Linked DNA regions of Mus musculus: region 1 is linked to region 2. Evidence: chromatin loops called from intact Hi-C (ENCODE). Cell type or tissue: gastrocnemius. All regions are shown on one strand.

Region 1 (8,000 bases), 300 kb after region 2:
AGTGCAGGACCACTGAGGATAAAACGGCCCCTAGGGAGGAGGAGGCAGGTGGGCTCAAGCAGAGTATTCTGCCTGTCAGGAGAACAGGACTCCAATGTGGCCCTCCTGAAAGAGCAGTTCTAACTCTATCAGTGACTTCCTAAGGCCAGGAGCCAGAGAGAGAGAGAGAGCCGGAGGCCTGGAGCTACTGGCCTAGGCTGGTCTACAGGAGTTGAGGTTGCAATCCCTTCTTGCTCAGGGAAGCCATGGCTTCCTGGGCACAGAATGACCACATGCATCCCCTGAAGGCCGTTTAGAGCTTTGTGAGCCGTAGTGCCTTGGCACCTCAGGCCCCATCTTTTCATCCTACATCTAGGACAGTCAGAGCCTCCTCTACTATAGAACTCAGGGGCAGCCCACTCAGCCCATCCCTCCTGCTGAGCCCCTTACCCCTCCTCTCTTTGCTAGGCTACGCCTCTCTTTGCTAGGCCACGCCTCTCTGCCCCTCTCCAGAAGTCTCTTCTCATAGTTTCTAATAGCCAAGGCCATAGCCTCCCCTTCTACCTCTCAGGGCCTTCACCCCTCCCAACAACCTCCCTGGTAGCTTCAGTACCCCACATCTATGCCTCTCCCCCTCTTCCCCTCGTCCTATCACCGACCCCTCAGTGCACCCTAGCCCACTAGCAGAGGGGTCCCCCAAAAGGGGACAGACACATGCTTCCTTCACAGTCCTGACGTCAGACGCTTGTCACTCATTTACCCAAAGTCAAGCGAGCACAGCCATGCTTCATGTCTTAGTTTAGCCAGCATGCAATGGTACCCGTCTCACTCCATCCTTAATGCAACCAGGGCAGAGAGACCATTAGCACTTCACCTAAAGTTGCACAGATGGTGAGGGAGGTCTCATCAACCTGTATTAATTTGGAGGAGGAATGGACATGGGTGCATGTTTCCCACCCACCCCGGGTGGAAGGGGGGACGACCAGTGATGGTCACACTGAGGTGAGACAGCTATGTAGCCGCCCCATCGTGGTCACAGTAAAAGGTGGAGGGGGCAGGCATCCTCAGTGTAGCAGGTGGACCTGCCACATGAGCTTCTCTTGCTCTGTCTCCCGGGCGTGGCACACGAGGTGGAGTTTAATTTCTCAGCCTATGAAGTCCGAGAAGGAGACACTCCCTCCATCACCCCCACTCGCTGGATCTAGTGTCCACTTAGCCAGGCCAGCCAGTCGTCTGGCTTGTCTATTGGCTCCTCGAGCTCAAAACCCAGGGTGGTTAGCACCTTTGTGCATCCCGAACACCTGCCCAGGGACCAACCCTCCTGCCTAGACTTTCCATGTATTTATATACCTGTGTGGTACCTGCTTAACCCAGGTTTATGGCGAACATCTACCTTAACTATACTGTACAATGCAAAACATTGTCTCAAACACCACAAATCACAACTTTGGGTCTCCTTCAGTTCATTGTGGGTGGACAAACCTGATGGGAGGGAGAATCCTAGTGCACCAGAGTTAGTATCTGCAGAGGTTTTTTTGTTTTTGTAGAGGACCACAACCTATGACACACATTCTGAAGGAGCCAGAGTTTTGTGGAATGAGGAGCAACATTGTTTTGTTTTGTTTACGATGTTCAGTTTCCTTTAATGACCCCCATCTCCCTTGAAGGGCAGGTGCAGGCAGCTAGGCTACTTGCAAGATGAGTTCACTCAAAGGTCTTGCCTTGATTGACAGTTTTGCCCACGTGCTGGAAGGCCCCCCTCCCAGGAAAAGTACTCTCGAACCAGGATCCAGTTTCTGCTGTGTATACGACTCATAGTCCATGAACCTCCTACAAGCCGGAACAGGGTACCAGACAACTCCACAGGCATCCCCTTAGGCCCCGCCCCCTTTTCTGAGCCCAGGCTTACCTTAAACACGTTTGGTAGTTGAGGATGGCTTTGAACAGCTGCTCCTTCTGACTTCCCAAGTGCTGGGATTAGAGCGGTGCACCCCCACACCCAGGTTATGTGGTGCCAGGGGTTGAACCTAGCATTGTATTGTCTTCTGGTCAAGTCCCCCTCAGAAAGGTTTTTTGTGTTTTGTTTTTTTCTAGCAAAGTGTGGATCTCAAGTTTGTCTCCCCTAGCCCAGAGTTGGGAGGTGGTTACACCTGCTCTGTCTGACTCCAAAGCCTTGCAGGTCAGAGAATGTAGGTGCACAGGTAACTCATTTAGATGAATTGAGAGCATACTTTGCCCAGTGGAGTGGCCCTCGATAGCTGAGCAGGTGCTTGCTTCTAAAACAGCCTATCTCGGACCTTAGCTACTCCTGACAGATCCCTGTGACCCCCTGGCTCACAGAGGGTCCAAGTGACCCAACTTCCCTGTGTCATTTCCAAGCAACAGGAGGCACTCAGGATTTTCTGTCGATGTTGGGAAGTCCCAGTGAGGACATTCAGACCCCTGAAAAGGATGCAGATAAGACCAGGGAGACAAGAGCCCCAGATCTGTGGCCTGGGGGGTGGGGGGAAGGACTGGCCCGACCCCAGCCCCCACCCCGTGACCTCTGGGCTCTGCTCTGCCCTCCAGAGACCACAGACTAATGAGAACTGACTTCTTCCTTGAGCCTGAGTACATATCAACAGATCTCAAATTTCGATTACAAGCCAGCCGTCCTTCCAAAGCCCCAAGCCTTCAGTGGGGCACCGGACCCAGGAATTCCCTGGATCACTTCCTGCCAGCCCTAATTACCGGAGGACCTAGGATTTCCAGGGTTCCGGTCCTTGCTTCTGGGCAGGGAAGCAGGAACTCACTCTCCTTTTTCCAGGAAGGACAGACCAAGAGCTCTTGCCTGGGACAAAATGTTGTGTCTCCTATCCTTGTCCCTCTAGCTCCCCCAACCCAGAGTAGAACTTCCCAGCCCTCTCAGACACTCTGCCAGGCAATCTCCCACCCCCTGCAGAGAACAAAGATGGTGTTTCACTGACCCCTTGTAGTAGAGCCCTGGCCTCAAGTCAGGGAAACCCATTCATCTCCACAGCCTGCCGGGGGCCCTTTACTTGGCTGCGGAGCTGACATGGAAGCCCCACCCCTACTCCTTCCAGACAGACCTCTTGCCAAGTCCCTGTGCAGCTTGTTCAACAAACAGTAAATCACCAATTAGGAGGCCACACCTACCGGCCAAGCTTGTGCCATCCTGTCATCTCTAGAAAGGCTGAGTCCTCCCACTAAGAAACTTCAAAGGACACGGGACCTGTTGATATTGGGAGTAGGGACACATGAAGGGGCTCTAGGAGCTGGGACAGGCCTTCAAGTTCATTTAGTACAGCCCCTTCCACCCATTTGTCTCCTGAGCCACAGTGACAGCAGTGTCCCCCCTCCTCCCACCCCCTCCCCACCACAGAAGGTTTCTGTTCATTGTTTCTTGTCACTTGTGTTAAAGAGCCAGTATCTTCCCCAAAGGTGTCTGACTGCCTGGGAGTCACGTCTTGTGCCCTCATATGCTGGACAGAGGGGCTATGACCCTTTGGGATACTTGGAGCACCCACTTGCCCAGCCACAAGGTGGTCCAGAGGAGCTGTGGAGAGCCCTTCCCCTCACCTGAGCCTCTAGTATCCCCACTGGGAAGGCAGAGGCAGACAGGGATCAGAGCCACTCTGGTACGCTTGGATAGGTGAGAGATCCAAGCCACAAAGCAAAGCATGGTACCCAGCCATCAGGCCAAACTGAGCACAGGTCCACCTGCGCCTTTGGAACTGAAAACCTAGAGAGGGCAATAGAAGGGAAGGCCCTAGATCTCACAGAGGCACACCACAGCTTCCATGTGTTGCCTTCCTTCATTCATGGCCACACCAGCCCCTGTTCCAACTTCTGAGATAGTGTCTTGGGTCCTGAAGGGTACCTCACCTCCATCCACAAAGCAGTGCTCTCTGGTCTATCCAGAGGTCAAGGCAGGGCAAGCCCCTAGGCTGGAACTGAGTAGTGAGGCTAATGAGAGTGGAGAGAGCCTTGGTGTGGGGTCAGCCAGGCGCCCCTGCTTCCTACCCAGCAAAAGGCCAGGAGGGCAGCAAGCCCTGAGGCCCTGAGGCCAAGATCAACCGAGGGGGATGGGGGCAGGAGTAGGGGAGATCGGCCATCCTATGGAGGACTCCTCCTAGGCTTCTGTGTTTCACCTAAGGCTAAGACTCCCCAAAGAGAGCCCTTTATCTGGAACTATGGGCCGAGCATCTCCACTCCAGTTCTGGCTCGTCTGCCTCCCGAGAACCATGCAGGGGGCGGGGGGAGGACCAGGGGGTACAGAATAGATCTAGGCTGAGCTCACTCTGCAGCACGGACTCAGAGAGGAAAACAGTCACCCTGACACCTAGCCCGGCTCCACACGGGGGAGATAGAAGGGAGTTCAGAGACCTTGCAGAAAGCTAAGGAACCAACAAAAACCAGAAGGGAAGAGAGACAAACCGAAGCCTCTGAATAGCCAGGACCTCCCAAGGTAACTTCCTTCCAGCATCCCTGCACATACCAGGGGACCCTGTCTAGGGACTTCTAGCTGGGTCAGCATTGTGGAGTCCAGGGGACTGTTATCAGGGGACCTGCTCCTCTAGAGATGCGTGCCACCTAGGACCCTGAGGGGACTTTTTTAACACCACTGTGGCCAAGATGGCGAAGTTCAGAGTAGGTCCTCCTGCGCCCTCTGCTGGCCACAGAGCAGACCTGCCTGTGCTGGCTGGACCCCTCAGACACCCTGAGCCGGCCAGGGTGGAAGAGGATATATTTGGTGTCTGGACATAACGATGAGGCCTTCTGTAGAACTCAAGCACTTGGCTCTAGGAGGGTGAGCGTGCAATGTCTGTCAGAGACAGGTGTGAGTGTGTCTACAGATGCTGAGTGCAAAGTGGCTAAGGCAGGAGGATCACGATCCTGTCTGGGCTACAGAGTGAGCCTGCATGGCTTAGTGAGACCCTGTCTCAGAATTAAAAGTCTAACTCAAGAGTAAAACAATTGCCTAGCATGCATGAAGGCCTGGGTTCCATCACTAGGGGTTCAGGATACAAAGTGGTCTCTGCTGGGTGGGGGATCCAGCACCGGGACATGGGGACAGTAAAGCGGCTCATGGAGGTATAACTATGGCTTTGCACTGAGGAAGAGCAGAGAGCCATGAAGTAGCTGGCATGTTTAAGAACACAGTGGTTTATCTGCACCCAGGACCTAGGATGGAGGCAGACTTCAGAGCCCAGCATCCCTGAGTCTTTTATCTATGGGCAGCAGAGACTGAAGTTGGGAGCCTCATTATCTCGCCAATGTGCTGGGAGACGAGACACGGAGACTCCAGTGGGGAGGGCCAAGCATGGAGGAAGAGGGTGGGAGTCGCTCCAGCCTTTGTCTGGAGAAGGGAGGGCAGAGCGGTCCTCTGAGATAGCAGGGAAGAGTCTGGGCAGACGGAGCATACAGGTCAGGAGGGAGTCGGTGAGTCTGGGCTCTGGATTTACCGTCCACAGCATCATCTTCAGCACAGCTGAGGCAAATGACTGCAGGCTGGCAGGACACAGCTGCATCTCTATACTGGGGTGCCATGTGGGGTTTGATGCATGCGGCAAGGCAACTGGAATCTAGCCTTGACTCACTTTCTCTTTGTCCCTGTTTGTCTCCTGTGACGATGGTATGACTACCTTCCCGGTGCCCCTTCCTCCTGTAGATCTAGGATCATGATGGGAGAAGGAAGACATTGAAAGTTAAGAGGGACAGAGTCGAGAGGCAGAGCCCTGCCCACAAATCCCAGAAAAGCCAGTGTGCTGCTGTGTCTGGCCAGGCAGGATCAGAAAGAAAAATGCACAGCTCACCGCCCAGGGAGCCTGGGAATAACAGGCCCCTGGATAAAAGTAGAGAGAAGCAGCTCATGTCTGGCCCAAGCCACTAGGTGCCATGTTAGCAGACCTGCTGCGGCTAACAGGTGAGAGGAGAGAGAGGTCTGTAGTAATAGGTAGGTAGCCACATGGCTGCTTGCCACAGCCCGACTCAAAACCCAGCACAGTGGAGGTAGGAGGGTTAGTTCAAGGCCATCCTTAGCTGTGTATGTAGTACAAAGCCATCTCCTTGACTAGGTTCTAACTCCACTGGTATGTGCATGCGTGCGTGCGCATGTGTGTGTGTACTTGTTATTTTAACCCACCCCACCCCCTCTCTCTTTGTCTCTGTTCCTTTCTGTTCTACACCTATGACCTAGGACTTACTGCAAGATGGTGTCATGGAACTGAGGGGAGCGGCTCACGTCGCCGCTACCATGGCAGAGTCCTCAGAACTCATAGCAGGTTGATGCTCAAGCTCAGGCTATAACGAGTCTGGTTCTTTTCTCATGGTTTCTCTCGTTTCATTTTCCAGGGAGAGCGGGGCATGCCAGGAATGCCAGGCAAGCACGGAGCCAAGGTACCCATGCCTCCCCTGTGCCTGGTCCTCTCCCAAGCCCCGGGAATCTTAGTTCCTTCTTGGGTCCCTAACAGGAACATGGGGCTCACACTTCCTCCTTCAGCCACCCCCTACCTTCCCATATCTGTCCGTCCTTCCTGACATGAGAGGGTGGGGTAGTGAGATGTGGCTCCCAATGATTGTATCCTGGCCTTTCTGGATCTTTCTGGATCATAAAATCCTTCTCGGCTATCAGCTCTAGTGTGATCATCAAACCCAAAGAAAATGCAAGAACCCTAAGAGTCCCCACTAGGGCTTTTCTAAGTGATGCTTTGAATAACATTTTTACCTTGAAGTCGATGTCCTGAAAGGGGGATGGAAATGAATTTCATACACCAGATATAGGGGGTGCACACATGTAATCCCAGCACTTGGGAGGTGGAGGTAGAAGGATCAGGAGTTCAAGGCCATCCTGGAATAGATATCCAGTTCAAGGCCAGCCTGTGTTACATGAGATCCCATCTTTAAAAAAAGGGAGGAGGTGCAAAGAGCTTACAGTGCAACAGTGCAAGCGTGAGAACCTGAGTTCGAATCCCCAGTATCCACATACATGAGAGATGGTGCATGCTTATAATCCCAGCACTGGGAATTAAAAACAGGAGGCTCCTACGGGCTTGCTGTAGAGCCAGTCTGGACAATCAGTGAGTCCTGGAATCAGTGAAAGACCCCTGACTCAAGAACTAAGGTAGAAAGCAATGGAGGATGAACCTGACCTTGACCAATGGCCTCTCCATTTGTACACATGTGCAACTCGTGTGCATACACACATATACCACAGACAAGAAAAGAAGGGGTGGGTTTACTCCCAGTTCATGAGGGCAGGTCTAGAGAGCCCTGGTGGGCGTAACCCCTCCTATACACAGAGGTGCACTACGCTTTGGTGAAACCAACCCCTTCCTACAGTGTTGCCTGCTAATCCCCATCCTTTGACCTCAGGGACTGTCTTAGAGTTTTATTGCTGTGAAGAGACACCATGACCAAGGCAGCTCTCAACATTTAATTGGGACTGGCTTAGGGGTGCAGTCCATTATCATCATGGCGGGAAGCATGGTGGCATGCAGGTAGACAGGGTACTGGAGGAGGAGCTAAAAGTTCTACATCTTGATCTGAATCAGCCAGGAGGAGACTGTCTTCTACAGGCAGACAGGAAGAGGGTCTTGATCATCACACTGGCTAGACATGTGCATGCACACGTGCCTGTATGTGTGTATATGAGTGAAATCTCAAAGCCCTGCCTCCACAGTGACATACTTCCTCTAACAAGGACACACCTCCTCCAATAAGGCCACACCTCCTAATAGTGCCACTCAGCATGTCACATTCTCCCATACTCTGGGGAGGTGCCAGCTATCAGTCAGCAGAAGTGAGTGGACCTTAAGGCCAGGCAGAGCTGGGCTGGCTCGGCCAGCTGACTCTGACCTCAGAGACCTTCATGCCTTTTTAAATTTTCTCTACCAGGGGGTTCCTGGGATTGCCGTGGCTGGGATGAAGGTAGGTAAACCCTGTCACTGTGTCAAGATACCACAAAGCAGGGGTTCGGGCTCAGCAGCATCGTAGCTGGATCCAGGAGAGGTCAGATGTTT
Region 2 (8,000 bases):
GGGGTGGAGGCAGGAGGATTGTGAGGTCAAAACATGGACCAAAAATAAACCCTTTCTTAAATTGCTTCTGTCTGGTGTTTTATCATAGCAATGAGAAAAGTAACTAAGACGGGACTCTGGTATTTACAGTGAGGGGAACACAGAGCCCACAAAATCAGGGATGCAATTTAAGATGATAAGCATATGATTGCCCTAAAGATTTTTCTCCTAATCTTTGCAGTCCTTCACCCTAACTCTCCCCAGCACTGCTTGCTGCCTCTCAAGGCAGCCCCCTCCCGCAGCTGCTTTCTGTCTCTGCGTGCTCATCAGTCTCTTTTCTAAAGCCTTTATGAGACAGGACTCACGAGATCTCTTTAAGGCTCTGGCTACTACCATTTAACATAATTATTTTGAAAGCCATTCATTTCTGTGGCCAAGTTGTATTCTGTTCCATTGTATGAACACACCATAGTTAGTTTATGCATTTACCAATCAATGGGCATTTTTAGCATTTTTTGTTGAGAGACAGACAGACAGACAGACAAGAGAGACTTGTAGCCTTGACTGGCCTCAAACTTCAAAGATGTCCATGAGATCAAAGATATGCGTTGCTGTATTCAGTGACAACTTTATTCTGTTATTGCAATGAACATTTGCATATCTATGCAAAAAACATACCTGGACTGGCAAGAATGCTCTGTAGTTAAGGGCAACACAAATGGGAAGAGAGAGCCAGGTTTTGCCAGTTGTCCTCTGAACTACACCCACAAATGTATATCATGTGCATGTATGCATACACACCACACACACATACACACCACACACATACACACGCACCACACACATACATATGCACACACACATACACACCACACCCTTGCACACACCACACACACATCCACACACATACACTAATAAACTGTATTTTTAGTTTTCATATTACTGAGTTTGGAGAACTCTTTATATATTCTAGATACAAGCCACTTACTATATATGTATAATTTGCAAATCTATGTTTTCTCTCAACCTTGGTGTAGAACACTGACTGCTCTCGCAGAGGAATCAGGTTCAGTTCCCATACCCACACGGTGGCTCACAGCTGTCTGTAACTCCAGTTTCAGGGAATCCAACATTCTTCTGGCCTCTGAGGGCACCTGCACATGTGCAGTGCACATACATTTAAAGAAAACCAAGTTGCCAGAGTGGCACACGCCTGCTGTCCTGGGTACCGAATGTGAGGTGAAAAGAGAGCTGAAGCCTAGGAGTTTAGGAGCAGCCTGGTTAACAGTGAGCCCTGCCTCTTAAGAAAAAGACGAGAAAAAGGAAAGAAGGAAGGAAGGAAAGAAACAACGAAAGAAAGAAAGAAAAGCCAAGCCAGGCAGTGGTGACACACGCCTTTAGTCTCAACACTTGGGAGGCAGAGGCAGGTGGATTTCTGAGTTCAAAGCCAGCCTGGTTTACAAAGTGAGTTCCAGGTCAGCCAGGTCTACACAGAGAAACCCTGTCTCGAAAAAGAAGGAGGAGGTGGAGGTGGAGAAGGAGGAGGAGGAGGAGGAGGAGGAGGAGGAGGAGGAGGAGGAGGAGGAGGAGGAGGAGGAGGAGCCTTGTGACAATCTTCCCAGCCAAGTAACCATGATGCAGGGAAAGTTTTTCTGTGCCTTCTTACAAAACAGTCATCCCAACTGTGTCCCCTAATGGAGGGGTTGGGGGTAGTAGGGTCAGGAGAATCTCATCAGCCACTCCCAAACACCTGTGGTGAGCCGCTCTGCCTTAATTGCAATTGGCCTCCGGTGGCTGGAGTAGTGTAGGCTGGGAACTGGATCTCCATCTATGCAGCCCTGGGTAAGTCACCATTCCTTTTGAGTGAAGGTTTTCCAGCCTTTTGCGGGAGGAGCACCCACGCTCCTTTAAGTAACCTTTTACCTGTGCTCTGTAAGGACGCCCCCAAACCTGACCGGTTCCCCAGAATGAACCCTGGTGAAATTGTGCCTTGGTTTGTCCTTGCGACCTTAGAAGGGAGGGTAGACGTTACCTGTGTCTCCCTCTGGGGAGAAATTTTAGAAGCAGCTCTCGTGTGGCCAGGCCGTGAACCCTTCTGTAGTTTACCCTACGATCACGTCTGTATTACCTAGCAGGGATGACAATTTACCCACAACTTCAGGGATGGAGCGCCAGTCCCCACCAGCCCCTAGGGGGAGCCAGAGTCGCAGTCTTGAGAGCCCAAGTCAGAAAACAAAAGCAAACAGCAGGAACGGAAGCATATGGCCGTTAGGTGGCGCTGTCTCCACACACTCCAAAGCTCAGCAACTGTGCTCCTCCTCACCCAAAAGGACGGACCACAGGTGAAGAAGGTTAAAAATTACACTCCAGCTACTGGACTGTAATGGAGTCTTAATGAAATCACTGTTGAGACCTAGTGTCCTAGGCCTGTAAACCCAGCACATAGGAAATGGGAAGCAGGAGGCCCAGGAATTCACAGCCAGTCTCCAGCCTCGGCTACATATTGAGTTTGAAGCAAGCCTGGGCTAGATGAGACCCTGTTTCAAAACAAATTGTTGACCTCGTGGATGCATAGACCAGGGAAAGGAGATTATTGTGGTTGGTTATTGTGTGGCAATGTGTCAGCGGGGACGGAGGGGCTTAGAGAGGCCAGGTGGCTCACCAAAGTTACATAATCAGGAGAAATCACAAGAGTCAGGCCTTGAAGGCCTCCATAATGGTCCTGTGCTTCCTCCTTGCCCCATCCTGGCAGGGCACCAGGAATGAAGAATGAATGAAGTTTCTCTCTGCCAGTGCAGCCCTTGTCCCTCCATCATTATGTAATCACTAGAGGAAGTCTGGGCCTTTGGGCATTCACAAGAGCCTGAGAGGAAGAAGCTAAGGAGAGGGGCAGGACTTCTATGCCAGAATGAGACCATGGGAGTATGTATTCACCCTGCGACACGAGGGTGGCCATCTTTACCTTGCCAGGAGACTAGACATGGAAGGAGGGTGCTCAGTACCTGCTCTCCCTCCACTGTTGCTGATGGCAGGATGCAACACACACACACACACACACACACACACACACACACATACATGTACGCATGCATCCACACTCAAGTATCACTGGCCTCACATTGCTACTGCATTGCTTGCCAGACCACTTAAAGCAAGATTTTGATCTGCTCTGTGTGTGTGTGTGTGTGTGTGTGTGTGTGTGTGTGTGTGCCCTCGTGCACTGTTGTCTCCACAGAGCTTAGATTGTTCCAGAAGCATGGTATACAGTCACTGAGTACCTCTGACTAAAAGATGATGGGCAGTGGTTGGAGCAGACAGGGATGGCCCCTGGGGCTTCTGGGATACAGTGGGCTAGCTGTATCCCACCTCTGACCAGCAGAGGACCAGGCTTGATACACAATGTAGCCTTGCCCAATCTTTGTCTCCCTCTGAGCCTCTTTCTCCTTTCCCAAAGAAGCATTTGAGGTGTCTAGATGTAATCGCTGCACACATTTGGATGCCTTTCTATGCCACCTGCCACTCTGCTGGTGACTGAGCTAGCTGCCTGTCCTCTCACTGGTCCTGTGTCCTCTCCATCAGCCAAAATAGACATTCTGGGCCCCAACCTCTAGAGGGAACCAAAGACATCACGTGACTAGAAAAAGCCTGATCTGCATCCACTGAGGACACAGGCTGTGTTGGAGGCAGAGCTAGGAAGGCAGACACTGAACCAGGGTTGGGGCTCTGCCCGCTGGCCTCAGGTGCCCTCTGGGTGCTGACTTGGCCTTGGTTATGGATGCTCCAGAGCCAGGTGTCCTGGGCCTTTCAGAGTCATTTGGACTCTTCTGGCAGCCAGAGTGGGGTTGGGGGAGGGGTGGAGCAGGAGGAGGAAGAAGAGGAGGAGGAGGAGGGGCAGGAGGATGAGGAGGAAGAGGAGGAGAAAGAGGAGAAAGAGGAGAAGGAAGAGGGGAAGGAGGAGGGCTCTAAAAGTAGAAGGCAGACCGGAGTCACCTCTTTCCTGGAGGATTTGAAAACAACTCCCAAGCCAAAGAAGAATCAGTAGGTGGAGAATATTTGCCAGGGCTGAGTACCAGGGACCTCAGAACCCCCACTTCCAATGGCATCTTGTCATTAGGGCAGCTTCAGAGTGTCACCAGATACTCAGTAAATACTTGACAGATGAATCTATGACATTAAATAGATTAATGTCCAATTTAGAATAATTTGTATTTTAGACGCTGTCAGGATTTGAATATGAGACATTTCTCACAAAGGAGAAGTTAAAGCTTTGTGGTTCCTGGCTAGTGTACTGTTTTGGAAAGGGCTGGAAACTTTTGGAGATGAGGCCTAACAGAAGAAATGTCCTTGGAGACTGTCCCTTGTCCTGGCCTGGTGCCCCTCCCCCACATCTGTTTCTGGGCTGCTGTGAAGTGAGCGGCTGCCGTGAAGTAAGTGCAGTCCTTTGTTGCATAGTCCCATCAATATGGTGGTCTGTCCAAGTGTGTGGAGCCAAGCAAGGGTGACCTGAGCCCTCTGAAACTGTGAGCAAGTCTTTCCTCCATTAAGCTTCTTTCTGATGCATTTGTTATAGTGACAAAACCCCTCACTTGAAACAGGCTCCTTCGAAGGAACAAGAGAATACTGCTTCTATTAAATGAAGGTCATGGGCTGGGGAAATGACTCTGTGAACAAAGGCTTGTCATGCAGATGTGAGGATTGGATTCCCAAACACACACAACGTTGTGTGGATGTGGCAGTCAGCCTGTGTGTAACCCCAGAATACAGGGATAGAGATGAGGCATCCACACAATAAGCTGATTAGTTTTACCTGGGGCCTTTATGCACACACACACACATACACACTCACATTTGCACAAACTTACACATCCATGCATGTGCAAACATGCATGTATGAATACAACATGGGTGTACATGTGCACAAGTGTGTACGTGTGCGCATGTGTGCATCACACACACAACGAAAGGCAATTCATGGTAGGGGACAACAGTCAACAAAAAGTATAGTATTTCAATGAAAATTAGATGTGGTTAGGGAGATGGCTCAGTGGATAAGATATCCTGCTCTTGCAGAGGACCTGGGTTCAGTTCCCAGCGCCCATGTCAGTCAGCCCACAACTGTCTGTAACTCCAGCTCCAGGGGATCTGCTGCACTCTCTGGCTCTTCCTGCACACACACACACACACACACACACACACACACACACACGTATATGCATGCAGTACACCCACACATGCACACTTAAATACAAATGGCTATTAAAAAAAATAGTAGACCTAAATGTTCGAAAATCTAATTTGAGATATAGCGGAGCAGCTGGAGAAACATTCCTGGCATCCAAAGGGAGAGGATGTGGTGAGGACAGAGCATCCTGTGACAGGTGCTCCCTGCTCTCTCAGATACTCCAGATTAAAGAAATCTTAGCTGTAATAAAAGTTGCCAAAGTAGACTCTAAAAAATTTTTATTTTATTTCTCCTCTTCCTCCCCCTCCTCCCTTTTCCTCCTCTCCCTTCTTCCTCCCTTCTTCTCCCTCTCTCTTTCCCTCCCTCCTGTGATGTGTGTTGCAATACCTGGCCTCTTTGGAGTACTTTTATTTTCAAGCCACGCCGGTGCTGGGAACTAAACTCAGGACCTCTGGAAGAGCAGCCAGTTGGTGCTCTTAACTGCTGAGCCATCATCTCTCTGGACCCTCTATGTGTAATTGCTAATATGATATATTGTGCTTACTAGTATTGCTATAAGAAGGGAAGGTATTATGCTAAGGAATAGAAGGAGATATTTAAAATTCGTAAGTCTCTGAGGGAGAGAGAAGGAAAATGGGACCCAGTGGAACCTTAGCCTTAGCTAGATGGCTTTGCTTGCTTGCTTCCTCCCTTTCTTCCTTTAAGATTTGTTCTCCTTTATGAGCATCTGTGTGCATGTACAGCACTGTCTGCAGAGACCAGAAAAGGGCTTGAGATCCTCTGAGCTGGAGTCACGGGCAGCTATGAGTTACTTGGCATGGGTGCTGGGGACTAAGTCCAGGTCCGCTGGAAGAGCAGAATATGCTCCTAACTGCTGAGTCATTTATCCAGCCCCCAAGTCTTTTATTTTATTTAAAACTTGGAAACAGAGCTTGGGATGTGGCACAGTTGGTAAAATGCTGGCCTCAGACACACAAAGCTCTGGCATTGATCCCTAGCCCTGCATAAGCTAGGGATGGTGGCATGTGCTCATAATTCCAGCATTTAGCAGGCAGAGGCAGGAGGACAAGACAGACAAGATGTTTAAGTGAGCTTTGATCCAGACTACCTAGAGATGAGACTTTTTCAATAGTTTTCTCCGATTTTGTTATACTTGGTTCTTTTGGTAAATATTTTTATGGTGCTTCTACAACTTTATGATTGCAAGTATGGGGTGTGGGGTGTGGGGCCTTCATACTGTGGGGCATATGAGTCGCTCACAGGACACTTGGTAGAGCCAGTCTCTCTTTCCATCTTTATGTAGGTTCTGGGGATTGAACTCAGGCCCTCCAGCTTGCATGGCAAGTACTTTGCCAGCTGAGGGTCTTGTCACCCACAATGGCTCTATTGTTAAACTCTACTGACGACAGCCTTCTCTGACTGACTTCTCCGGTCTATCTTCTCTGGGGATGCCTCACCATGAATATGCATGCTTCAAATTCTATCCGCCTATGTCGTAAGGAAAAATAAAGGCTATCTAGGCGTTAACAACCGATTCTGGCTTTAGGCTCCTCTTCCTTGCTCATTTAATAGACGTTTCGTTTCCGAGAATCGTTTTCATCCACATAAATAGACATTACCCCAACAGCTCCCATTGTCCCAAAAGCCAATCCCAAGGCAAACAAGGTGAATCAAATGGGAGCATGTGGAAGAGGGACCGTGGGCTGTGGTCAAACCTGTCTTTACAATGTCTCTCCAAACTAGAGTCATCCTGAAAGAGGGAACCTCAATTGAGAAAATGCCCCCAGCGGATTGACCTATAGGCAAGCCAGTGGGGCATTTCCTTGATTAATGATTGGTATAGGAGAGTTCAGCTCACCGTGGACAGTGACATATCTGGGCTGGTGGTCCTGGGTTCTATCAGAAAGCAGGCTGAGCAAGTCATGGGGAGCAAGCAAGTAAGTAGCATCCCTCCATTGCCTTCTGCATCAGCTCCTGCCTCCAGGTTCCTGCCCTGTTTGGGTTCCTGCATTAGCTTCCTTCAGTGATGAACAGTGCTATGGAAAAGTGAGCCATAACCCTTTCCTCCCCAAGTTGCTTTGATCACAGTAATGATAACCCTACCTAAGACAGCCATCTTATTGTAGCAGGCTTGGAAGAATTGAGGCAGCTCCTGGGGTGAAGGGACACAACTCCACACTCAGCACCCCAAGGTCTTCCCCCATTTTAGGGACCTGCCTGGAGCCACACTGATTTGGTTTCAAGACTATCCTACAGTATAGTGACGCAGAATTGGAAGTTTTATTAACAATATTTTAATGTAGGCTTAAGCTGGAGTAGTTAAGAGAAAGAGAAGTGTTGTAAAGAAACTGAGTCACTTGAGTGGGAGCATATACTTCCCAAGGAAAACCACAGTGGGTGGGTAGGTGGGGTAAGATGTGTCCAGGTCTGAGTCTGGGCTTTTCAGTAAGTGGCTACTTGTCTGTGATGGTTTGTGTATGCTCAGCCCAGGGAGTGGCACTATTAGAAGGTGTGGCCCTGTTGGAGTAGGTGTGTCACTGTGGGTGTGGGCTATAAGACCCTCATCCCAGCTGCTTCTGGAAGCCAGTATTCTGCAAGTGGCCTTCAGATGAAGATGTAGAACTCTCAGCTCTGCCTGCACCATGCCTAACTAGATGTTGCCATGCTCCTGCCTTGGTGATAATGGACTGAACCTCTGAACCTGTAAGCCAGCCCCAATTAATATTGTCCTTTATAAGATTTGCAATGGTCATGGTGTCTATTTACAGCAGCAAGTCCCTAATTAAGACATTGTCCAAGCATCAGCTCTGATATTGTTTTAGGGGCTCTCAAGTTACAT

What was found. Peaks named below come from ENCODE experiments on the same cell type or tissue, not always from the same donor. Only the 100,000 strongest peaks of a DNase experiment are listed, where the experiment ranks them.
Region 1: a loop joins it to region 2, with 2.6 times the contacts of the local background. A loop is called at or near these places in 7 of 42 quality-filtered maps.

What each region holds. Positions count from the first base shown.
Region 1 is chr10:61,874,646-61,882,645 of GRCm38, reverse strand. It overlaps Col13a1 (collagen, type XIII, alpha 1), which reads left to right. Exons shown (of 41, transcript NM_007731.3): 19 at 6,334-6,378; 20 at 7,876-7,908. Among named protein-coding and RNA genes, the nearest start is that of Gm40674, 34 kb to the right of the region's middle. In gastrocnemius, no CTCF peak of the experiment used is centred here; DNase peaks (open chromatin) are centred at 3,001 and 4,640.
Region 2 is chr10:62,177,461-62,185,460 of GRCm38, reverse strand. Tspan15 (tetraspanin 15) reads left to right here. Exons shown (of 8, transcript NM_197996.2): 8 at 1-65. Among named protein-coding and RNA genes, the nearest start is that of Mir7662, 13 kb to the left of the region's middle. In gastrocnemius, no CTCF peak of the experiment used is centred here; DNase peaks (open chromatin) are centred at 2,207, 2,706 and 3,646.